Linked DNA regions of Homo sapiens: region 2 is linked to region 1. Evidence: chromatin loops called from intact Hi-C (ENCODE). Cell type or tissue: natural killer cell. All regions are shown on one strand. Links, peaks and the distances in the headings refer to the core of each region. The heading gives the core; the rest is flanking DNA.

The links. Hi-C counts contacts between places; a loop is a spot of excess contacts. Peaks named below come from ENCODE experiments on the same cell type or tissue, not always from the same donor. Only the 100,000 strongest peaks of a DNase experiment are listed, where the experiment ranks them.
Region 2: a loop joins it to region 1, with 15 times the contacts of the local background. A loop is called at or near these places in 35 of 110 quality-filtered maps.

Annotation. Positions count from the first base shown.
Region 1 is chr17:44,396,068-44,405,292 of GRCh38, reverse strand. GPATCH8 (G-patch domain containing 8) reads left to right here. Exons shown (of 8, transcript NM_001002909.4): 8 at 3,840-9,225. The coding sequence ends at 7,725. Among named protein-coding and RNA genes, the nearest start is that of ITGA2B, 11 kb to the right of the region's middle. RefSeq lists a silencer at 4,638-5,101 and an enhancer at 7,313-7,813. In natural killer cell, for the core only: a CTCF peak has its summit at 4,884 (motif pointing left); no DNase peak of the experiment used is centred there; H3K27ac peaks cover 351 bases.
Region 2 is chr17:44,516,325-44,531,842 of GRCh38, reverse strand. No RefSeq gene overlaps it. Among named protein-coding and RNA genes, the nearest start is that of GPATCH8, 21 kb to the right of the region's middle. RefSeq lists a silencer at 8,350-8,409. In natural killer cell, for the core only: a CTCF peak has its summit at 8,531 (motif pointing right); a DNase peak (open chromatin) is centred at 8,492.

The DNA.
Region 1 (9,225 bases), core at 1,226-9,225:
AGGTTGTGGTGAGCCAAGATTGCGCCATTACACTCCATCCTGGGCAACAAGAGTGAAACTCCGTCTCAAAAAAAAAAAAAAAAGAATTATAAACCTTCAGTTTTTATTAATTGACAGATAACAACTGTACATATTCATAGGTTACCTAGTAATGTTTCAATACATATAATATATAGCGATCAGATCAGGGTAATTACCATATCCATCATCTCAAACATTTATTATTTCTTTGTGCAGGAACATTCGGTATCCTCTTTCTAACTATTTGAAACTATATAGTATTGTTAACTCTAGTTATCCTACAGTGGTACAGAACACTGGAACTTACTCTTCCTAGTTAGCTGTAATTTTGTAACAAATCTCTCCTTCCGCCCTTCCCAGCTTCTAGTATCCTCTGTTCTACTTTTTACTTCTATGAGATCAACTTTTTTTTTTAAGCTTCCACATATGAGTGGCAACCTGCAGTGTTTGATTTTCTGTTCCTGGGTTACTTTACTTAACATAATAATTAGTCCTCCAGTTCCTTAAAATGTTTAATAGATCCTTCTTTCAAACTAAAAGCATATCTATATAATTATAGTATAATATACTGATTAAGTTTGTGTATTTTTGAGGCCATATTTTTCTTACTATTTATGTGACTTAATGAAATTATATCTAAACTCTCTATGCCTCAGTTTCCTTATCTGTAAGATAGAGATAAGAACAACTTACAGTTGTTGTGAGGAGTGATTATTACCTCAGAAATGCTTGAAGGGATGCCTAGCACATCAAAGATTCTCAATAAATCAATAAATTATGACACTATTACAATGATTCCCATTTTCTAACATTTATATTAAAAAGCATATGCTGGGCATAGTGACTCGCACCTGTAATCCCAGCACCTTGGGAGGCCAAAGTAAGAGGATCACTTGAACCCAGGAGCTCAAGACCAGCCAGGGCAACATAGGAAGACCCTGTCTCTAAAAAAAAAAAATCTTAAAAATTAGCCGGGCATGGTGGCACATGCCTGTAGTCCCAGCTACTCAGGAGCCTGAGGTAGAAGAATCACTTGAGCCTGGGAGATCAAGGCTGCAGTGAGCTGTGATCACAGCACTGCACTCCAGCCTGGGTGATAGAGCAAGACCCTGTCTCAAAAAAAAGAATCCCCTTTTTATTCAGTTTGCGGGGCGTTGTTTTTTATTTGTTTGCTGTGGAGTAGGTTTCATAACACAGTGTAAGTATTTCTTGCTCTCCAAATCTGTTGAGTTCTCATTTTCCAGTAGCAATAGTTTAGATAGCAAGAGATTACACATTGGCCGGGCACGGTGGCTCACGCCTGTAATCCCAGCACTTTGGGAGGCCGGGGTAGGTGGATCACCTTAGGTCAGGAGCTTGAGACCAGCCTGACCAACATGGTGAAACTCTGTCTCTACTAAAAATACAAAAATTAGCCGGGCATGGTGGCGTACGCCTGTAATCCCAGCTACTAAGGAGGCTGAGGCAGGAGAATTGCCTGAACCCAGGAGGCAGAGGTTGCAGTGAGCCAAGATTGTACCATTGCACTCCAGCCGGGGCAACAAGAGCAAAACTCCAGCTTGGGAGAAAAAAAAAAAAAAGAGAGATTACATATTGTCTGAATATACTTATCCCTGAGTTGAGGAAAGCTGTTAGCTAGGGTTTGGATAACAAGGACATCATATAAATAGGTCTCTGATTCTGTTTAGTTCTTGATTTGGAATTTAAGGGTATAGTGTACGCTGTATAGTGTACAAACTATAAAAATTGCAAGCCAGATGCGCAGTGGCTCACATCTGTAATCCCAGCACTTTGTGACACAGAGGCAGGAGGATCACTTGAGGCCAGGTGTTCAAGACCAAACTGGTCAACATAGCAAGACTCTGTCTCTGCAAAATTTTTTTTTAATTAGCCAGCATGGGCCGAGCATGGTGGCTCAAGCCTGTAATCCCAGCACTTTGGGAGGCCGAGGCAGGTGGATCACGAGGCCAAGAGATCAAGACCATCCTGGCCAACATGGTGAAGCCCATCTCTACTAAAAATACAAAAATTAGCTGGGCATGGTGGTACATGCCTGTAGTCCCAGCTACTTGGGAGGCTGAGGGAGGAGAATCACTTGAACCCGGGAGGTAGAGGTTGCAGTGAGCCGAGATCGCACCACTGTACTCCAGCCTGGGCAATAGGGTGACACTGTCTCAAATAAATAAATAAAATTAGCCAGCATGGTGAGGTGCACCTGTAGTCATAGCTACTTAGGAGGCTGAGGTGGGAGGATTGAGCCAGGAGTTTGAGACTGCAATGAGCTATGATCATGCCACTTCACTCCAGCCTGGGCAATGCAGTTAGACCCCACCTCAGAAAAATAAAACTTTCAGGCAAGATCATCAGTTTAAAACTATTGAGGCTCCTTGATGTTCCTTTTGTCAAAGATGAAAGTGCTCAGGTAACATTATGACTGTAGTACTGAATGCCCAGAAACTGCCACAAAACCAAAGCAAATGCTTGTTACGGTACCCAGGAGATAGGCATGGACTTTTTAGTTTCTGTGGCAGACATGCTGACCACAGACTGCCATAAGTAGCACAGTGGAAGTTTCTATGTTTAACTCAGAATATGCAAATTTTTAAAAAATGAAATTTGAAAGCATGGGGAAATTTTTATTTTTATTTTTTTTAGAGGTGGGGTCTCACTATGTTGCCCAGACTGGTCTTGATCTCCTGGCCTCGAGCAATCCTCCCTCCTCAGCCTTCTGAATCACTGAGATTACACATGTGAGCCACCCTGACCCAGCAAGAGTTTTTCTTTAATTGAATGAAATAAAACCTATGTGAATACATGTACAGCCATACATTAGATAACATACTGATGGACAAAATTATAAAATAAGAAATGAGATCAGAAACATAGTAATGATGGGCTATTTCAGTCGTGACATAAGTCTTACTTTTTTTTTTTTTTTTTTTTTTTTGAGACAGAGTCTTGCTCTGTCACCCAGGCTGGAGTGCAGTGGTGCTGCGATCTCAGCTCACTGCAACCTCTGCCTCTCCCAGGTTCAAGTTATTCTTCTGCCTCAGCCTCCTGAGTAGCTGGGATTACAGACGCCCGCCACCACAGCCAGCTAATTTTTGTATTTTTAGCAGAGGCGGGGTTTCACCATGTTGGTCAGGCTGGTCTTGAACTCCTGATCTCATGATCTGCTCGCCTCCACCTCCCAAAGTGCTGGGATTACAGGCGTGAGCCACTGCGCCCGGCCTGTACTTTATTTTTTATTTTTTTTTTTAATTTTTTTGAGAGGGAGTCTCGCTCTGTCACCCAGACTGGAGTGCAGTGGCGTGATCTTGGCTCACTGCAACCTCCATCTCCCAGGTTAGAGCGATTCTTCTGCCTCAGCCTCCCAAGTAGCTGGGATTACAGGTGTGTGCCACCATGCCTGGCTAATTTTTGTATTTTTAGTAGAGACAGGGTTTCACCGTGTTGGCCAGGCTGTTTACGAACTTCTGACCTCAAGCAGTCTGTCCACCTTGGCCTCTCAAAGTGCTGGGATTACAGGCATGAGCCACCACACCCAGCTTTTTGTACTTTAGACAGCTTAAGGAAAAGCTATGTAATAACTGGCTGGCCCTGGGAATTTGGTAGGTTAACAGAATGAGTCTTTGCCTAACCTCCTCTTAGAAAGTCGCATTTGTTAGTATAGGGCTAGGGAATATGACCACCACTCACTGTCTTTGAGACCTACCTATAATGAATGATAGGATATAAGAGATTAGTATTTTATAAGGTTTATGAAATGTACTCCTAAACCTGCTTTTTGTTTTTTATTTTTCTAAATCATCATGTAGTGCACCTGGAAGTGGTCCCATGTTCAAACCAACCACAGTGGCTGTAGATGAAGAAGGTGGAGAAGATGATAAAGATGAATCAGCTACAAATAGTGGCACAGGTGCCACTGCTTCTTGTGGCCTGGGATCTGAATTCTCCACAGATAAAGGAGGCCCTTTCACTGCAGTACAAATCACTAATACCACTGGACTGGCCCAGGCTCCTGGGTTAGCCTCCCAAGGCATCAGCTTTGGCATTAAGAATAATCTGGGGACCCCATTGCAAAAATTGGGAGTGTCATTTTCTTTTGCCAAAAAGGCTCCTGTCAAACTCGAATCAATAGCATCAGTTTTCAAGGACCATGCGGAGGAAGGGACCTCTGAAGATGGAACAAAACCCGATGAGAAGAGTTCTGACCAAGGACTGCAGAAGGTAGGAGACTCTGATGGGAGCAGTAATCTTGATGGTAAAAAAGAGGATGAAGACCCTCAGGATGGAGGGTCCCTTGCCTCAACATTATCCAAATTAAAAAGGATGAAACGAGAAGAAGGAGCTGGGGCTACAGAGCCTGAGTATTACCACTACATCCCCCCAGCACACTGCAAAGTAAAACCTAATTTTCCCTTTCTACTTTTTATGAGAGCCAGTGAACAAATGGATGGTGATAATACTACACACCCAAAGAATGCCCCAGAGAGTAAAAAAGGCAGTTCTCCCAAGCCTAAAAGCTGCATCAAGGCGGCAGCAAGCCAAGGAGCAGAAAAGACAGTTAGTGAAGTCTCTGAGCAGCCGAAGGAAACCAGCATGACCGAGCCCTCAGAACCAGGAAGCAAAGCTGAGGCAAAGAAGGCCTTAGGAGGGGATGTAAGTGATCAGAGTTTAGAAAGTCATAGTCAGAAGGTTTCAGAGACCCAAATGTGTGAGTCCAACTCTTCTAAAGAAACCTCTCTGGCCACCCCAGCAGGGAAAGAAAGCCAAGAAGGACCCAAACATCCTACTGGTCCCTTCTTCCCAGTTTTGAGCAAAGATGAAAGCACTGCCCTCCAGTGGCCATCAGAACTATTAATTTTCACCAAGGCAGAACCCTCCATTTCATACAGTTGTAACCCTTTATATTTTGACTTTAAACTTTCAAGGAACAAAGATGCCAGAACTAAAGGAACAGAAAAACCAAAGGATATAGGAAGCTCCTCAAAGGACCATCTCCAAGGCCTAGATCCTGGTGAGCCAAATAAAAGCAAGGAAGTGGGCGGAGAGAAAATAGTACGTTCCTCAGGAGGCAGAATGGACGCACCTGCTTCAGGGTCTGCCTGTAGCGGCCTGAACAAGCAGGAGCCTGGGGGTAGCCATGGGTCTGAGACAGAAGACACAGGGAGAAGCCTTCCCAGCAAGAAAGAACGATCTGGGAAGTCCCACCGGCACAAAAAGAAAAAGAAGCACAAAAAATCCAGCAAACACAAACGTAAACACAAGGCTGACACAGAAGAGAAAAGCTCTAAGGCAGAGTCAGGGGAGAAATCTAAGAAGCGCAAGAAACGAAAACGAAAGAAGAATAAGTCATCAGCCCCAGCAGATTCTGAACGAGGACCCAAACCAGAACCCCCTGGGAGTGGCAGTCCCGCACCACCAAGAAGAAGGCGGAGAGCTCAAGATGACTCCCAGCGGAGATCCCTCCCAGCTGAAGAGGGGAGCAGTGGCAAAAAGGATGAAGGTGGGGGTGGTAGCAGCTCCCAAGACCATGGTGGGAGGAAACACAAAGGTGAACTTCCACCTTCATCCTGCCAGCGAAGAGCAGGCACCAAACGGAGCAGCCGGTCTAGCCATCGGAGCCAACCCAGTAGTGGAGATGAGGATAGTGATGATGCTTCCTCACACCGGCTGCACCAGAAGTCTCCATCCCAGTACAGTGAGGAAGAAGAAGAGGAAGATTCAGGCAGTGAGCATTCCCGCAGCCGCTCAAGGTCTGGCCGGCGCCATTCCTCGCATCGTTCCTCCCGGCGTTCTTACTCAAGTAGCTCAGATGCCTCTTCAGACCAGAGCTGCTATAGTAGACAGCGCAGTTACTCTGATGACAGCTACAGTGACTACAGTGACAGATCACGAAGGCACTCCAAGCGCTCCCATGACTCAGATGACTCAGACTATGCCAGCTCCAAACACCGATCAAAACGGCACAAATATTCATCTTCTGATGATGACTATAGCCTCAGTTGCAGCCAGTCCCGAAGCCGATCTCGGAGTCATACCAGAGAGCGCTCAAGATCCCGGGGCCGCAGCCGCAGCAGCAGTTGTAGTCGTAGTCGAAGCAAGCGGAGAAGCCGTAGCACCACAGCCCACAGCTGGCAACGGAGCCGGAGCTATAGCCGGGACCGCAGCCGCAGCACCAGGAGCCCTTCCCAGAGATCAGGCTCCAGGAAGAGATCATGGGGTCACGAGAGCCCTGAGGAGAGGCATTCTGGGCGTCGGGACTTCATTCGTTCTAAGATCTACCGCTCCCAGTCCCCCCACTATTTCCGATCAGGCCGGGGAGAAGGTCCTGGGAAGAAAGATGATGGCAGAGGAGATGACAGTAAAGCAACAGGTCCACCTTCCCAGAACAGCAACATTGGCACAGGAAGAGGGTCAGAAGGTGACTGCAGTCCTGAAGACAAGAACTCTGTCACTGCCAAACTGCTACTGGAGAAGATCCAGTCAAGGAAAGTGGAGAGGAAACCTAGTGTGAGTGAGGAGGTGCAGGCCACCCCTAATAAAGCTGGGCCCAAGCTCAAGGACCCCCCACAAGGTTACTTTGGGCCCAAGCTCCCCCCATCTCTTGGCAATAAGCCTGTCCTTCCACTGATAGGGAAGCTCCCAGCTACCCGAAAGCCCAATAAGAAGTGTGAAGAGTCTGGCTTGGAAAGGGGGGAAGAGCAAGAACAGTCAGAGACAGAAGAGGGGCCCCCAGGGAGTAGTGATGCCCTATTTGGGCATCAGTTCCCTTCAGAGGAAACAACTGGCCCCTTATTAGACCCACCCCCAGAAGAGTCAAAGTCTGGAGAAGCTACTGCTGATCACCCTGTGGCTCCACTAGGCACCCCAGCACATTCTGACTGCTACCCTGGGGACCCAACCATCTCCCATAACTACCTCCCCGACCCCAGTGATGGGGACACCCTGGAGTCCCTGGATAGCAGCAGTCAGCCAGGCCCTGTGGAGTCCAGCTTGCTGCCTATAGCACCAGACCTTGAGCATTTCCCCAGTTATGCACCTCCCAGTGGGGATCCTAGTATTGAGTCAACAGATGGGGCTGAGGATGCTTCACTGGCCCCCCTGGAAAGCCAGCCCATCACCTTCACCCCTGAGGAGATGGAGAAGTACAGCAAGCTCCAGCAGGCTGCTCAGCAACACATCCAGCAGCAGCTTCTGGCCAAGCAAGTAAAGGCCTTTCCAGCCTCAGCTGCCCTGGCCCCAGCCACACCAGCCCTGCAACCCATCCACATTCAGCAGCCAGCTACAGCCTCTGCCACCTCCATCACAACTGTTCAGCATGCCATCCTACAACATCATGCTGCCGCAGCTGCTGCCGCCATCGGCATTCACCCTCACCCCCATCCCCAACCACTTGCCCAGGTGCATCATATTCCCCAGCCCCATCTGACCCCCATTTCTTTGTCCCACCTCACTCACTCAATCATCCCTGGCCACCCTGCCACCTTTCTCGCTAGCCATCCCATCCACATCATTCCCGCCTCAGCCATCCATCCTGGGCCCTTCACCTTTCACCCTGTCCCACATGCTGCCCTCTACCCCACCCTACTTGCTCCACGGCCTGCTGCAGCAGCTGCCACTGCACTTCACCTTCACCCACTACTTCACCCCATCTTCTCAGGTCAGGACCTGCAACATCCCCCCAGCCATGGCACGTGAGTTGGGGGATGGGATCCTAGGTAGGGCCAGGGGAGGAGACCCATAAATGTTCCCTTGGGGGTGTTGAGCCATTAATACCAGCAAGTAGAAGCTGGGATGGGCAGTGTCTGACAGCCAAAGAATTGAGTTTTGGCTTGCAGGGGTGGGTTTAGATTTGAAGTTTGCTTTCAGTTTACTATCAGGGATTTCTTTTTCCTGTCCTCCTCTCAATTTGTCCCTCCCTCTTCTGTGTTTCTAAGCTAGGGAACACCAGTAAGTGCTACCCACCCCTCTGCAGCAACATCTCCAAACTGTCAAGTTTAGATAATCCCCTCCTCCCTCTGCTTTTTTCCTCTGCTCTTCCCTTCTGTAAATTTTAAAACATTTTCCTCCCCTCTGGCCAGTGGGTTGTCACCAGAGCACTTGCTGTGGGCCCATCTGGTCTTGCCTTCTCAGCGCCACAGGGAAGGCCAAGCTGTTCTAGTGGTGGAAGTGCCACCATTTTGGGGTAGTATCTTTGACCATCTTTGGTGACGTTACGTTATCCCAGGTGAGGTGGAAAGCGTCTCACCTGGAACCTGATATAACTCAGGCTGCAATTCCATCCAGTTCCCACATCAACGGAGCCACACATTTGGCACTGTTATCTTGGTATCCCTCATCCCAGAAGAGGCATCTCCATATCCCAGAAAAGAAGATCCTATCATGAATAAAAGCTGTATGGCCCAGAGAGGAGCTCATGTGTCTAAAGTGAAGGGTATATTTTCTTCTGTTGTGTTGATGTTTCCTTCTTAATTTATAGGATTTTTTTAATGTAAAAAATTGCACTGAACTCTATAAACGTAAATGCTGCTTTTTGTAGCTCATATAAAAAAGGTTCCATATTTGTAGTATACTGCAATAATATTTTTTACATCCAGCTCTTTAAGTGATCCTCGTTCTGGTGGCTTTGTGTAAATATGTTTGCCCTAGTTGAATTAAGAAACTCTAAAGGTTATAAAATGAAAACAAAAAATAAAATATTTGTTTTCTGCTAGATGCAAAACTGACTAAGCATGTATATTTTACCAAACTTATGTATTTTTTGAAGTTATGAACTATAAAATGTTAAAACATTTTTTGCTGGGACAAAATGTTAAGTAATTTGCAGTATGTAGTGCCCCCAGTATTGGGATTTTTGAGCTAATGGGCAGCAGTCAGCTGGGGGCTTCTGAGGGATGCTCATCTTTAACAGTCTCCCTCATGTACTTTTGCTGTTTTACACAGAGAAACAGGTAGACCCCACAGAGGAGAAGGAGGGGATTCAACAGCTTTATTGTCTGGAAGCAGTGAGATTTGGTGATTGTCTGGGGGGATTCCTGGGTTTCCCTGGGTACCTTGTTCCAGGCAGTCAGTCCATTTGCCTTCCTAGTACTTAGCCCCCTCTGACAATTTTTTTTTTAATGTGCCTTTTGGGTTGGTAGAAACGGAAGTAGAAGTAGGCTGGAGGATGAGTTGGGACAGTCTTCCTTTTGTTGGGAG
Region 2 (15,518 bases), core at 4,429-12,428, 120 kb before region 1:
GTGTGCCTCTATATGACTTTCCTTCAACCTCCTCCCCCACCATTCCCCAGGTATGGTGCAGAACATCTGTCGCATGTGGGTCTTATGACCTAATTTCAGAGGAGATAGGTCAGAGAATTATTTTATAGATAGTGCTCACACAGAAAGGCCAGAGAAGGTCAGTGTGACCTCTGGAGGCTGAGGTGGGAGGATCGCTTGGACCTAGAAGAGTGATCGCCAAGGTACCATGTTTTGGGGTACTGTGTCCTGCACCCTGTCAGGAACTAGATATGTGGCATGCACTGTGCCGAGCACACTGTTGGATTGTCTCACTTAAGCCCAAGAATGGCCCTGTGAGACGACTATTATTATTTTCCTTCTTTGACTAATGGAGAAGTGTCCAGGCATGGCTTAGCTGGGTTCTCCACCCAAGGACTTGTGAGGCTGCATTCAAGGTGTTGGCTAGACCATGGTCTCATCTGGAGCTTTGACTGGAAAATGTGCTTCCAAATTCATTCAAGTTGTTGGCAGAATTCATTTCCTCATGGGTACAGGACCAAGGGTTCCAGCTTCTTGCTGGGTGTTAACTGAAAGTGAATCCTTTCCACGTGGGCTTTCCCAAGGTATCAGTCGGGGTCCTTCAGAGAAACAGTAGGATGCAAACATACAAACACAGCAAGACATTTATTCCAAGGAACTGGCTTATGCAACTGTAGGGGCCCGCAAGTCTGAAATCCACAGGAGACTGGCAGACTGGAAACTCTCAGGCAGGAGCTGATGCTGGAGTCTTGTGGCAGAACTTCCTCTTCCCTTTCTTAGGGAAGCTTTAGTTTTGTTCTTTAGTCCTTTCAACTGATTGGATGAGGCCCATCCCCGTAGTCGAGAATAATCTTTTTTTTTTTTTTTTTTTGAGACAGAGTCTCGTTCTGTTACCCAGGCTGGAATGCATTGGTGTGATCACGGCTCACTGCAGCCTTGACCTCCTGGGCTTAATTGATCCTCCTGCCTCAGCCTCCTGAGTAGCTGGGACTACAGGTGCACACCACCACATTTAGCTAACTTTTGTATTTTTTGCAGAGATGAGGTTTTGCCGTGTTGCCCAGGCTGGTCTTGAACTCCTGCGCTCAAGGCATCCTCCCACCTCGGCTCCCAGCTGAGATTACAAGTGTGAGCCACTGCACCCAGCCTGTTGAAAATAATCTTTATTTATGGTCAACTGATTGTGGCTATTAACCACATCTATAAAATACCATCACAGCAACACCTAGATTAGTGTTTGATAGAATAATTGGGACCTACAGCCTAGCCAGGTTGATGCATGAAACTAACCATCACACCCAACCTGGCTGCTCGCTTCACTAAGCCAGCAAGGAGAGTCTCTAGAGTGAGTTGGCCAGCAAGGAGTCTTATAAAATGTAATGAAATCGAGTGACATCTCATCCCTTTTGCCATATTCTATTGGTTAGAAGCAAGTCATGGAGCCAGGCACAGTGGCGGCATGTGCCTATAATCCCAGTTACTTGGGAGGCGGAGACAGGAGGACCGCTTGAACTCAGGAGTTCAGGAGTTCAAGACTAGCCTGGGCAAAATAGTGAGACCCCCCATCTCTTTTTAACAAAAAAAAAAAAAAAAAAGCAGCAAGTCATGGGTCCCACCCACAATCAAGGGAGGGGATTTCATGATGGTGGTGAATGCCAGAAGGTAGAAACATCTGTCCACCACAGAAGCTAAGGTTCAGGGAGCTTAGGAAGAGGCCTAGGGTCACGGTGGTGGTAAAACCGGTGGCCTGTTAATGGCCCTGCTGGAAGAGGCCCCTGTCCTGTTCCCTGCTGGTTGCACTTCCTTATGCTGACTCAGGTGTGTGCTGAGGTTCCTGGCTCTCTCCCACACTCCTTAGACAACTCAGCCTTTCCTAGGTTCCACTGTCACAGATAGGTGAGGTTTAAAGTTCGCTTACTTCCTTTACTTACCTTCCTCTTGGATCCTAGAACACTAACTTCATTACATCATTTATGTTGTACATTCTTTTTTTAACCTCACTGGACACCATTACTACTGTTTATGTAGTCAGTACTTGTTTAGATTCATCTACATATCTGTACTCTTCATTTCTTTTTAAAATTATTATTATGGTTATTATTATTTTGAGACGGAGTCTCACTCTGTCACCAGGCTGGAGTGCAGTGGCGCAATCTTAGCTCACTGCAACCTCTGCCTCCCAGGTTCAAGTGATTCTCCTGCCTCAGCCTCCCGAGTAACTTGGACTACAGGTGTGCGCCACCAGGCCCAGCTAATTTTTGTATTTTTAGTAGAGATGGAGTTTCACCATGTTGGCCAGGATGGTCTCAATCTCTTGACCTCATGATCCCCCCGCCTTGGCCTCCCAAAGTGCTGGGATTACAGGTGTGACCACCATGCCCGGCCTTAAAATTATTTTTTTTATTGTGATGTAATTCACCATTTTAGGCTGGGCATGGTGGCTTACACCTGTAATCCCAGCACGGAGAGGCCAAGGTGGGAGGATTACTTGAGATCAGGAGTTCGAGACCAGCCTGGCCAACAAAGTGAAACCTTGTCTCTACTAAAAATACAAAAAAAAAAAAAAAAAATTAGCTGGGCATAGTGGTGGACACCTGTAATCCCAGTGTGTCTGGAATTGGTGGGTTCTTGGTCTCACTGACTTCAAGAATGAAGCCGCGGACCCTCACGGTGAGTGTTACAGCTCTTAAGGTGGCACGTCTGGAGTTTGTTCCTTCTGATGTTCGGATGTGTTAGGAGTTTCTTCCTTCTGGTGGGTTTGTGGTCTCGCTGGCTCAGGAGTGAAGCTGCAGACCTTCCCGGTGAGTGTTACAGCTCTTAAGGCAGCGCGTCTGGGTTGTTCGTTCCTCCCGGTGGGCTCGTGGTCTCGCTGGCTTCAGGAGTGAAGCTGCAGACCTTTGCAGTGAGTGTTACAGCTCATAAAAGCAGTGTGGACCCAAAGAGTGAGCAGTAGCAAGATTTATTGCAAAAATCAAAAGAACAAAGCTTCCACAGTGTGGAACAGGACCCAAGTGGGTTGCCACTCTTGGCTCGGGCAGCCTGCTTTTATTCTCTTATCTGGCCCCACCCATGTCCTGCTGATTGGTAGAGCTGAGTGGTCTGTTTTGACAGGGCACTGATTGGTGCGTTTACAATCCCTGAGCTAGATACAAAGGTTCTCCACGTCCCTATCAGATTAGTTAGATACGGAGTATGACACAAAGGTTCTCCAAGGCCCCACCAGAGCAGCTAGATACAGAGTGTCAACTGGTGCACTCACAAACCCTGAGCTAGACACAGGGTGCTGATTGGTGTGCTTACAAACCTTGAGCTAGATACAGAGTGCCGATTGGTGTATTTACAATCCCTGAGCTAGACGTAAAGATTCTCCACGTCCCCACCAGACTCAGGAGCCCAGCTAGCTTCACCCAGTGGATCCTGCACCGGGGCTGCAGGTGGAGCTGCCTGCCAGTCCCGCGCCGTGCGCTCCCACTCGTCAGCCCTTGGGTGGTCGATGGGACTGGGCATGGTGGAGCAGGGAGTGGCACTCGTCGGGGAGGCTCGGGCGCACAGGAGCCCATGGAGGGGGTGGGAGGCTCAGACATGGTGGGCTGCAGGTCCCGAGCCCTGCCCCGCGGGAAGGCAGCTAAGGCCGGGTGAGAAATCGAGCCCAGGGCCGGTGAGCTGGCACTGCTTGGGGACCAAGTACAGCCTCCGTAGCCGCTGGCCCGGGTGCTAAACCCCTCATTGCCCCGGGCCGGCAGGGCCGGCAGGGCCGGCCGGCTGCTCCGAGTGCAGGGCCCACCAAGCCCACGCCCACCCGGACATCCAGCTGGCCTGCAAGCACGGCACCCAGCCCCGGTTCCCGCTCGCGCCTCTCCCTCCACACCTCCCTGCAAGCTGAGGGAACTGGCTCTGGCCTTGGCCAGCCCAGAAAGGGGCTCCCACAGTGCAGCGGTGGGCTGAAGGGCTCCTCAAGTGCCGCCAAAGTGGGAGCCCAGGCAGAGGAGGCGCCGAGAGCAAGCGAGGGCTGTGAGGACGGCCAGCACGCTGTCACCTCTCACCAGCTACTTGGGAGGCTGATGCAGTAGAATTGCTTGAACCCAGAGGCAGAGCTTGCATTGAGCTGAGATCACACCACTGTACTCCAGCCTGGGCAACAGAGCAAGACTCCATCTCAAAATAATAATAATAATAATAATAATAATAATAATAATATTCACCATTTGAAGTGTACGATTCAGTGGCTTTTAGTATATTGACAAGGTTGTACAACCATTACCACTATCTAATTCCGTAACATTTTTATCACTCTCAAAAGAAATCCTGTACCTATTATTTGCCATTCCTCCCTCCTCCCCCCCTCTCTGGCAACCACAAGTGTACCTTCTGTTTCTGTGGATTTGCCTACTCTGGACATTTCACATAAATGGAACATGTAATATGTGGCCTTTTGTGTCTGGATTCTTTCACTTAATATAATGTTTTCAAAGTCCATCCATGTCATAACATGTATCAACACTTCATTCCTCTTTATGGCTGTATAATATTCCGTTGTATGGATATACCACATTTTGTTTATCCATTCATCTGTTGATGGACATTGAGTTGCTTCCACTTTTTGGCTATTATGAATCATACTGCCATGAACATTTGTGTACAAATCCTCATCCCTTCTTGCATCTCAGACCTTCCATCTGGGATCCCTTTCCTTCTGCCTGAATTGCATCCTTTAGAATTTTTTTCATGAGGCACTTCAGTGAGGCTGATAGCAAACTGTTTTAGTTTTTACTTGTTTGAAAATTCAGTCTTGGCTGGGTGTGGTGGCTCACACCTGTAATAACAGCACTTTGGGAGGCCGAGGCAGGTGGATCACCTGAGGGTCAGGAGTTCGAGACCAGACTGATCAACATGGTGAAACTCCGTCTCTACAAAAATTAGCTGGGCGTGGTGGTGGGTGCCTGTAATCCCAGCTACTTGGGAGGCTGGGGCAGGAGTAGGCTGCCCCACTTGAACCCGGGAGGCAGAGGTTACGGTGAGCTGAGATCATGTCATTGCACTCCAGCTTGGGTGACAGAGAAAGACTCCATCTCAAAATAAAAAAGAAAGAAAGAAAAGAAAAGAACATTTACTCTTGAATTCTAGGTTGGAAGTTATTTTCTTTCAGTATGTTCAAGATATCATTCTACTGGCTTATGGCTTCCATTATTGCTGTTGTTGAGAAGGCTGCTCTTAAGATTTTCTTTCTATATTCAGGCCAGGCGCAGTGGCTCATGCCACCTAGCACTTTGGGAGGCCATGGTGGGTAGATCACTCGAGGTCAGGAGTCAAGACCAGCCTGGCCAACACAGTGAAACCCCGTGACTACTAAAAATACAAAAATTAGCTGGATGTGGTGGTGGGCACCTGTAATCCCAGCTACTCGGGATGCTGAGGCAGGAGAATCTCTTGAACCTGAAGGCAGAGGTTGCAGTGAGCTGAGATCATGAGCTGAGATCACGCCACTGCACTCCAACCTGGGTGATGGAGTGAGACTTTCTCTCAAAATAAAATTTTTTTTCTTTCTGTATTCAGAATTCTGACATTTCATTGTGATGTATCTGCATGTAGATTCTATTTTATTTATCCTGCTTAGAATTCTTCACGCTTCCAGAACTTGTGGATTGATGCTCCATCAGAATTGGGAAATTCTCAGCCATTATCTTTTCAAATCTTCACCTTGCCACATTCTCTTGTTCTTTCCTTTAAAAAAAAAGTATTTTAAATAAAATAAAATGGGGTCTTGCTGTTTTGCCCAGGCTGGGTTCAAAATCCTGGCTCAAGCAATACTCACATAGTGGGATGAAAGGTATGCATGCACCACCATGCCTGGCTTCTTTTTTTTTTTTTCCTTCTAGAATTCTGATTAAACGATATTAGATTCTTTCATTGTATCCTCCATGTGTCTCAAACTCTTCTTTTTGTCCCTTTTCTGCATTCTGGGTAATTTCTTCTGCTCTGTCTTCCAATGCCTCTCTGGGATCCCACTTTCCTTTAAGTTTTGGCCTGGAAATTCATCTCTCTTGTCAAATATCTGTAATATTGCTAAGGATTTTTTTTTTTTAATTGATCATTCTTGGGTGTTTCTCGCAGAGGGGGATTTGGCAGGGTCACAGGACAATAGTGGAGGGAACGTCAGCAGAAAAACAAGTGAACAAAGGTCTCTGGTTTTCCTAGGCAGAGGACCCTGCGGCCTTCCACAGTGTTTGTGTCCCTGGGTACTTGAGATTAGGGAGTGGTGATGACTCTTAAGGAGCATGCTGCCTTCAAGCATCTGTTTAACAAAGCACATCTTGCACCGCCCTTAATCCATTCAACCCTGAGTGGATACAGCACATGTTTCAGAGAGCACAGGGTTGGGGGTAAGGTCACAGATCAACAGGATCCCAAGGCAGAAGAATTTTTCTTAGTACAGAACAAAATGAAAAGTCTCCCATGTCTACCTCTTTCTACACAGACACAGCAACCACCCGATTTCTCAGTCTTTTCCCCACCTTTCCCCTTTCTATTCCACAAAACTGCCATTGTCATCATGGCCCGTTCTCAATGAGCTGTTGGGTACACCTCCCGGACGGGGTGGTGGCCGGGCAGAGGGACTCCTCACTTCCCAGTAGGGGCGGCCGGGCAGAGGCGCCCCTCATGTCCCAGACGGGGCGGCTGGCCGGGCGGGGGGCTGACCCCCCCACCTCCCTCCCGGACGGGGCGGCTGGCCGGGCAGGGGGCTGACCCCCCCACCTCCCTCCCGGACGGGGCGGCTGGCCGGGCAGAGGGGCTCCTCACTTCCCAGTAGGGGCGGCCGGGCAGAGGCGCCCCTCACCTCCCGGACGGGGCGGCTGGCCGGGCGGGGGGCTGACCCCCCCACCTCCCTCCCGGACGGAGCGGCTGGCCGGGCAGAGGGGCTCCTCACTTCCCAGTAGGGGCGGCCGGGCAGAGGCGCCCCTCACTTCCCGGACGGGGCGGCTGGCTGGGCGGGGGGCTGATCCCCCCACCTCCCTCCCGGACGAGGTGGCTGCTGGGCAGAGACGCTCCTCACTTCCCAGACGGGGTGGCTGCTGGGCGGAGGGGCTCCTCACTTCTCAGACGGGGCGGCTGCCGGGTGGAGGGACTCCTCACTTCTCAGACGGGGCGGTTGCCAGGCAGAGGGTCTCCTCACTTCTCAGACCATGGGTGGCCGGGCAGAGATGCTCCTCACTTCCCAGATGTGATGGCGGCCGGGAAGAGGCGCTCCTCACTTCCTAGATGGGATGGCGGCCGGGCAGAGACGCTCCTCACTCTCCAGACTGGGCAGCCAGGCAGAGGGGCTCCTCACATCCCAGATGATGGGCGGCCAGGCGGAGACGCTCCTCACTTCCCAGACGGGGTGGCGGCCAGGCAGAGGCTGCAATCTCGGCACTTTGGGAGGCCAAGGCAGGCTGCTGGGAGGTGGAGGTTGTAGCGAGCCAAGATCACGCCACTGCACTCCAGCCTGGGCACCATTGAGCACTGAGTGAACGAGACTCCGTCTGCAATCCCGGCACCTCGGGAGGCCGAGGCTGGCGGATCACTCGCGGTTAGGAGCTGGAGACCAGCCCGGCCAACACAGCGAAACCCCGTCTCCACCAAAAAAATACGAAAACCAGTCAGGCGTGGCGTCGCGCGCCTGCAATCGCAGGCACTGGGCAGGCTGAGGCAGGAGAATCAGGCAGGGAGGTTGCAGTGAGCCGAGATGGCAGCAGCACCGTCCAGCTTCAGCTCGGCATCAGAGGGAGACCGTGGAAAGAGAGGGAGAGGGAGACTGTGGAAAGAGAGGGAGAGGGAGACCGTGGGGAGAGGGAGAGGGAGAGGGAGAGGAGGATTTTTTTTTTAAAAAGCCTTTATCCAGCTTTTGCATTTGTTTTCAATGGGAAGGTTGGTCTGAATAACTTAGCCTATCATTACAGGAAATGGAAGTCCTACCATCCTCCTCACTCCCTCTTTTTCATGTATGTTCTCCTTTCCCTGATGATCCAAATTGGAGCCATTCTCCAGGGACTGTCTCCAAGCCCATCTCTTCCATCGGCCCTTCCCTGTCCTGCCCCTGTTGAGCTTTCCTGCCCCTAGAACTAGAACCGATTGTCCCCTACTCAGTGGCAGCACGTGGGGACCTCTCCTGGATTGTTCACTTATCAGATAGCTTAGGAATTGATGTATTGTCTTCCACAGTAGATGATCAGCTCTGTAGGTGATCAGGGAAGGCAGGAATAGCTCCCACCAGTAGCTCAAAATCATAGCAAATAAGAAGGGTTGGTGGAGATAAGAGAGATTTGAGTACAGTAAGTTTGAAGCAGTTTCTGGTGTCTGACCAGGTATTCGATGGTACAGGTTAAGACCCTCTGTCCCCAACGGCTTCTTTAAACCCCTATTGGCCCCAAGGGACCTTCTTCCTCGAACTGGAGGCTTCTGGGAGAGGGAGCTTGGTTCTGGAAACCCCAGGTCAGACAGCACCAGGGGGCGGTAGAGGCTTAAAGGCAACTGCATTGCCCTGGCAGGAGAGTAGGTGACTGCCCAAGCATTCCCATTGCAGCCCTGGGCCACGTTCACGTACTTGGGGGTCGAGCCGGAACCGAACAGAACTAGGCTTAGACCAATGTACCTGCTCCAAGTTGGACCTCTTTCGGTCCCCAGGACCTAAAACAAGATATGATGAATGACCTCCCTTCCATCCTGTCCTGTATCCCCTTGGGTCCCGTGCTAAGGTGGCGCCCCACTGAATTCCAGTTTCTGGACCAGGGAAATCCTTTCAATCCACTCTCCTAATCATTCTCAGCTAAAAAAAAAAAAAAGTTTTAATATATGATAGTGAGTGTCAATTAAGGTATAAAAAAAAAGAGAATGAGGATGGACTTGCCTTATTGTGGCGTGATCTCTGCTCTCTGCAGCCCCGACCTCAGGTGATCCTCCCACCTTAGGCTCCCTAGTAGCTGGAACTACAGGTGCTGCACCACCACCCTCGGCTAATATTTTTATATTTTTTGTAGAGACAAGGTTTCACTATGTTGCCCAGGCTGATCTCAAACTCCTGGACTCAAGTGATCCACCCTCCTTGGCCTCCCAAAGAGCTGGGATTACAGGCTTGAGCCACCAGGCCTGGCTGAAATTCTAATATATAACACAGGGGTTTGTTCAGTTAAGTGGGAAAAGAATAAAAATGATTTTACCATAGCTGGATTTCCAAATGGAAGAAAATAAAATTAGAGCTTTATCTTATACCATATGCAAAAATAAACTCCAGCTGGATCAAAAATTTAAATATAAAACTAAATGCATAAAATCTAATGAAAATCTAGAAGCCCGCATGTATGATGTATAAGAGTGGGAAAATATTAACCAAGATTGAAAATCGAGAAGCTACAACAGGAAAAAAAGGGTATAAATATTTCACTGTATAAAAGTTAAAACATTTTGGGGATGGAAAAACAGGACATAAATACAGGCATTAGGAAAATTTTCTTTTAAAAAGGAAAATAGTAGATTTAGAAATACGTTGTAATGCAGGTGGCAAGCCATGAGTTAACAGCTGTACTATACAAAAAGATCTTACAAGTTAACAAGAAAAAGACAAACACTTCACGGAAAAATGGTGAAGTCATGGATAGAGGATTCATGGAAACACAATTATTAAAAAAGACTCAGGCCTGTAATCCCAGCACTTTGGGAGGCCGAGGCAAGCAGATCACGAGGTCAGGAGATCCAGACCATCCTGGTTAACACAGTGAAACCCCGTCTCTAGTAAAAATACAAAAAGTTAGCCAGGCATGGGGACATGTGCCTGTAATCCCAGCTACTCGGGAGGCTGAGGCAGGGGAATCACTTGAACCCAGAAGGCTGAGGTTGCAGTGATCTGAGATTGCGCCACTGCACTCCAGCCTGGGCGACAGAGACTCTGTCTCAAACAACAACAACAACAAAGAAACACATATCTACTCTCTAACCGAGCAATCCTACTCTTAGAAATCTATCCCATGGAAATAAAACCAGCCATCCATAGGGATAGGTGTACAGTCTAAGGATGCTCAGTGTAGGATTAGTTAGTTGCAAAACACTGAAAACAGTAAATGCCCATCAGCGAATGGTTGAATAAATGGTTAACAGCCATTCAGTGAAATATTATTCAGTCTTTAAAAAGAAGGGAACTGAGGGCCAGGCACAGTGGCTCATTTCTGTAATCCCAGCACTTTGGGAGACCGAGGCAGGCGGATCACGAGGTCAGGAGTTTGAGACCAGCCTGGCCAATATGGTGAAACCCTGTCTCTACTAAAAATACAAAAATTAGCTGGGTGTGATGGTGCGTGCCTGTAGTCCCAGCTACTCCGGAGGCTGAGGCAGGAGAATTGCTTGAACCCGGGAGGTGGAGGTTGCAGTGAGCCAAGATCGCACCATTGCACTCCAGCCTGGGCCACAGAGCGAGACTCCGTCTCAAAAACAAAAACAAAAACAAAAAACAAAAAAGAAGGGAGCTGTAGAGCTGTAACAATTGTCTTGGAGGAATATTTAGGAGGTATTGTTGAGAAAGAAAAGCAAGAAGCAAAAAGTGTGAATAATGTGATCCTGTTTTTTGAAAACTAACAACAAATCCCCTATATTTCCTGTACACATATATATGTGTGTATATATATGACTATATGAGCAATAAAAAGTGAATGAATACAAACTGGGTAGTGGACATGGGTTACCTGGTTGGGAGAGAAGGAGAGGAAAAAAGAAGTTTAAAAACAAGATTAGGCCAGGCGCAGTGGCTCATTTCTGTAATCCTAGCACTTTGGGAGGCTGAGGCGGGCAGATCACGATGTCAAGAGATCGAGACCATCCTGGCCAACATGGTGAAACCCCGTCTCTACTGAAAATACAAGAATTAGCTGGACATGGTGGCACGCGCCTGTAGTCCCAGCTACTTGGGAGGCTGAGGCAGGAGAATCGCTTGAACATGGGAGTCAGAGGTTGCAGTGAGCCAAGATTATGCCACTGCACTCCAGCCTGGTGACAAAGCGAGACTCCGTCTCAAAAAAAAAAAAAAAAGAAGAAGACTAGGTTTGGTGTGGTGGCTAATGCCTGTAATCCTAGCATTTTGGAAGGCCAAGGTGGGCAGATTGCTTGAGCCCAGGAGTTTGAGACCAGCCTGAGCAACATGGTGAAACCCTGTCTCTACAAAAAACAAAAATAAAAAAATTAGCCGAGCATAGTGTCGTGTGCCTGTAGTCCCAGCTACTCAGGAGGCTGAGGTAGGAGGACCACTTGAGCCCAGGAGTTTGAAGCTGCAGTGAGCCATGATCGTGCCACTGCACTCGAGCCTGGGTGACAGAGGAAGACCCTGTCTCAAAAACAAACAAACAAAACACTGCTTTAAAAAGTTTGGAAGATAGAATAACACTTAATGTGTTTAGGTAAAATTGTTTGTACTGATATGTAGAAAAATCGTTTTAAAAGAATAAAATAGTAAAAAATCTAGTTCAGACCTTCATCACCTCTTATCAGTCTTCCCCTGTCAAGGAGAGTCAGACCTCAGTCCACACTGAACCCCTTACAGACTCTTTCCTGTCCCTACACCAGACCCATGGACATTGAAGATCATATCTAAATCAGGTCTGTTCCTCCAAAGTCTGAATGGTGCCAAGTGTCCGGGGCCAATCCCTGCTTAAATATTCAGTAAGTCTCTTGAGGTGATTGCTTCATCTCTCAGCCTGGAGAATCTTCAGAGGGAAGGTGGATGCCACAGCCCCTTGCCTCATAGAAATACATTTTTTTTTTTTGAGACAGGCTCTTGCTCTGTTGCCCAGACTGGAGTGCAGTGGCGGGATCGCCACTTGCTCACTGCAGCCTTGACCTCCCAGGCTCAAGTGATCCTCCCACCTCAGCCTCCTGAGTAGCTGGGGTTACAAGCACATGTCACCACCACACCCAGATAATTTTTTTTTTTTTTTGAGACGGAGTCTCACTCTGTCGCCAGGTTGGAGTGCAGTGGCACCATCTCAGCTCACTGCAACCTCCACCACCCAGCTTCAAGCAATTCTCCTGCCTCAGCCTCCTGAGTAGCTGGGACTACAGGCGTGCGCCACCACACCCGGCTAATTTTTTATTTTTAGTAGACACGGGGTTTCACCATGTTGGCCAGGTCTGGATCTCTAGACCTCGTGATCCACCCGCCTCAGCCTCCCAAAGTGCTGGAATTACAGGGGTGAGCCACTGCGCCCAGCCAATTTTTGTGTTTTTCGTAGAGATGGAGTTTCACCATGTTGCCCAGTCTAGTCTTGAACTCCTGGGCTCAAGTGATCTGCCTGCCTTGGCCTCCCAAACTGCTGGGATTACAGGTGTGGGCTCATAGAAATGCTTGTGGCCTCATAGAAATTCTTTTTTTTTTTTGAGATGGAGTCTTGCTCTGTCACCCAGGCTGGAGTGCAATGGTGCAGTAGTCTAGGCTCACTGCAACCTCCGCCTCCTGGGTTCAAGCAATTCTCCTGCCTCAGCCTCCCGAGTAGCTGGGACTACAGGTGCGTGCCACCACACCTGGCTAATTTTTGTACTTTTAGTAGAAACAGGGTTTCACTATGTTGACCAGGCTCGTCTCAAACCTCTGACCTCATGATCTGCCCACCTTGGCCTCCCAAAGTGCTGGGATTACAGGCGTGAGCCACTGCACCCTGCCTCATAGAAATTCTAGAAGCAGTCTGCCTCAAATGTTCATGGGCATCAGAATCATGGTTTGAGGGATGAGGATGGCATTCTGACTGGCAGGACTGGAGTGGAGCCCAATAATCAGTGTTATTTTTCAAACATTCCCATGTTATTCTGCTACCACTTTGAGAATCTCTTCTAAACACAGAACCACATAGACAGTTGATTTTTTCATATCCATTTAAACTCAGAGACATCTCAGATTTACCAAAATGCATTTTTTTTTTTTTTTAGAGACAGGGTCATGCCCTGTCACCCAGGTTGGATTACAGTGGCTTGATCACAGCTCGCTGCTGCCTCCAACTCCTGGGCTTAAGTGATGCCCCTGCCTCAGCATCTCTAGTAACTGGGACCACAGTTGTGTGCCCCCATGCCTGGCTAATTTTCTTTTTGAGACGGAGTCTCACTCTGTCGCCCAGGCTGGAGTGCAGTGGCGCGATCTCGGCTCACTGTAACCTCTGCCTCCCAGGTTTAAGCAATTCTCCTGCCTCAGCCTCCCGAGTAGCTGGGACTACAGGCATGTGCCACCATGTCCCACTAATTTTTTCCATTTTTTAGTAGAGATGAGGTTTCACTGTGTTAGCCAGGCTGGTCTCGATCTCCTGACCTCATGATCTGCCCACCTCGTCCTCCCAAAGTGCTGGGATTACAGGCGTGAGCCACTGCGCCCAGCCTAATTTTTTTTTTGAGACAGGATCTCACTCTGTTACCCAGGCTGGAGGGCAATGGCTTGAACATGGTTCACTGCAGCCTTGACCTCCTGGTCTGAAGCAATTCTCCTACCTCAGCCTCCTGAGTAGCTGAAACCAACGGTGCATGCCACCTTATCCAACTAACTTTTAAAGGAAAAAAAAATTCACCACTGGCCAGGCAGGACCCCCTGTGATAGGTAGCCAGGCTGCTAAGCTGTCTTAGAGGGTGTTTTTTAGCACATTCCTTCTTTTACTCATCAAATATTTATCACGTGCCTAGTCTGAATCAGCCCTGCTCTAGATCACATTGCTTGAGACAGTTTTTGAGACAGTGAGATCCTGTCTCAAAAAAAAAAAACATTAGCCGAGCATGTTGGCACACAATTGTAGTCCCAGTTACTAGAGAGGCTGAGGCAAGAGGATCACTTGAGCGCAGGAATTCGGGGCAGGAGTGAGCTAGATGTAGAGTCAGAGTCTCCACAAAAAGCAACTCTCCTGCCTTGCTCTCCCAAAGTGCTGAGATTACAGTCATGAGCCACCATACCCAGACAATTTTTTAAATTTTTTTGTAGAGAGGAGGGTCTCAACATTTTGCCCAGGCTGGTCTTGAACTCCTGGCCTCAGGTGATCCTTGCCCCGGCCTCCCAAAGTGCTGGGATTACAGGTGTGAGCCACCATGCCTGGCCAAAATGCAATTCTTGAAACCCTACCAAATTTGTCCCCCACCCACTCAACCTTACCAATCTCAGTAAATGACTCCAAATCCAGCCTGGTTCCTCACACCTGGAACCTGGAAGTCATTCTTAATTCTACCCTTTTCCTCATCCTCAATATCTAATCCATTATCTTCTTGCCAAGTTGTCTGCAAAATATACTTTAAACTTACCTTCTATTTCTGTTGCCACCGTCCATCACCTGTCATGGAAATTACTGTAACAGCATCTTCTCTGGTCTCCCACTTCCATTCTTGCACCCTTACAATCCATACTCCACACACAGGCAGTGGTGAGTCTCTTGAAAATGTAAATAAGATCAAATTGCTTCTCTTCTCTAAATCTGTCAAAGGTCTAACTCTCTCTCTCTCTCTCTTTTTTTTTTTTTGAGATGGAGTCTTGCTCTGTTGTCCAGGCTGGAGTACAGCGGCACGATCTCGGCTCACTGCAACCTCCACCTCCCGGGTTCAAGTGATTCTCCTGCCTCAGCCTCCCCAGTAGCTGGGATTACAGGCACACGCAACCACGCCCAGCTAATTTTTTTGTATTTTTAGTAGAGATGGAGTTTCACCATGTTGGCCAGGCTGGTCTTGAACTCCTAACCTCAAGTGATCTGCCCGCCTCAGCCTCCAAAAGTGCTGGGATTATAGGTGTGAGTCGCTGGGTCTGGCTAGCTCTAACTCCTTATAGTGACTTCAAGCCCCTCCTAGGTGAGCTGGCCCCTGCCTCCCTTTCCACTTCACCTCGAAATATTCTCCCCCAGCCCCTTCTTGCAGTGTCTCTAACCAGGACTGGCAACGTAATATGTGGGGCCCAGTGAAAAAGAAGTTGTGGGACCCTCCATCAAAAATTAGTAAGAATTTCGGCTGGGCGCGGTGGCTCACGCCTATAATCCTAATACTTTGGGAGGCCGACGTGGGTAGATAACTTGAGGTTAGGAGTTTGATACCAGACTGGCCAACACGGTGAAACCCCATCTCTACTAAAAATACAAAAATTAGCCGGATGTGGCAGTGTGTGCCTGTAGTCCCAGCTACTTGGAAGGCTGAGGTGGGAGAATTGCTTGAACCCAGGAGGCGGAGGTTACAGTGAGCCAAGATCGCACCACTGTACTCCACCCTGAGCAACAGAGTGAGACTCTGTCTCAAAAAACAAACAAACAAAAATTACTAAGAATTTCAAGATGGCTGTGGCAGAGCATGAAACCAAGCGAAGGGCTCTTCTGAGTGTGGAGCCTGTACAAGTGGCCCTGCCTCTCGCCTGGCCTGGGCTGCACCTCAGGAGCACTGTGCCCCAGTTTATAACATCGAGCTGTTGGCTCAATTGTCACCTGGTCCAGAGGTCTCACCTGACCATTGCTTAATTTAAAGCAGCCTCACACAGTTCCTCT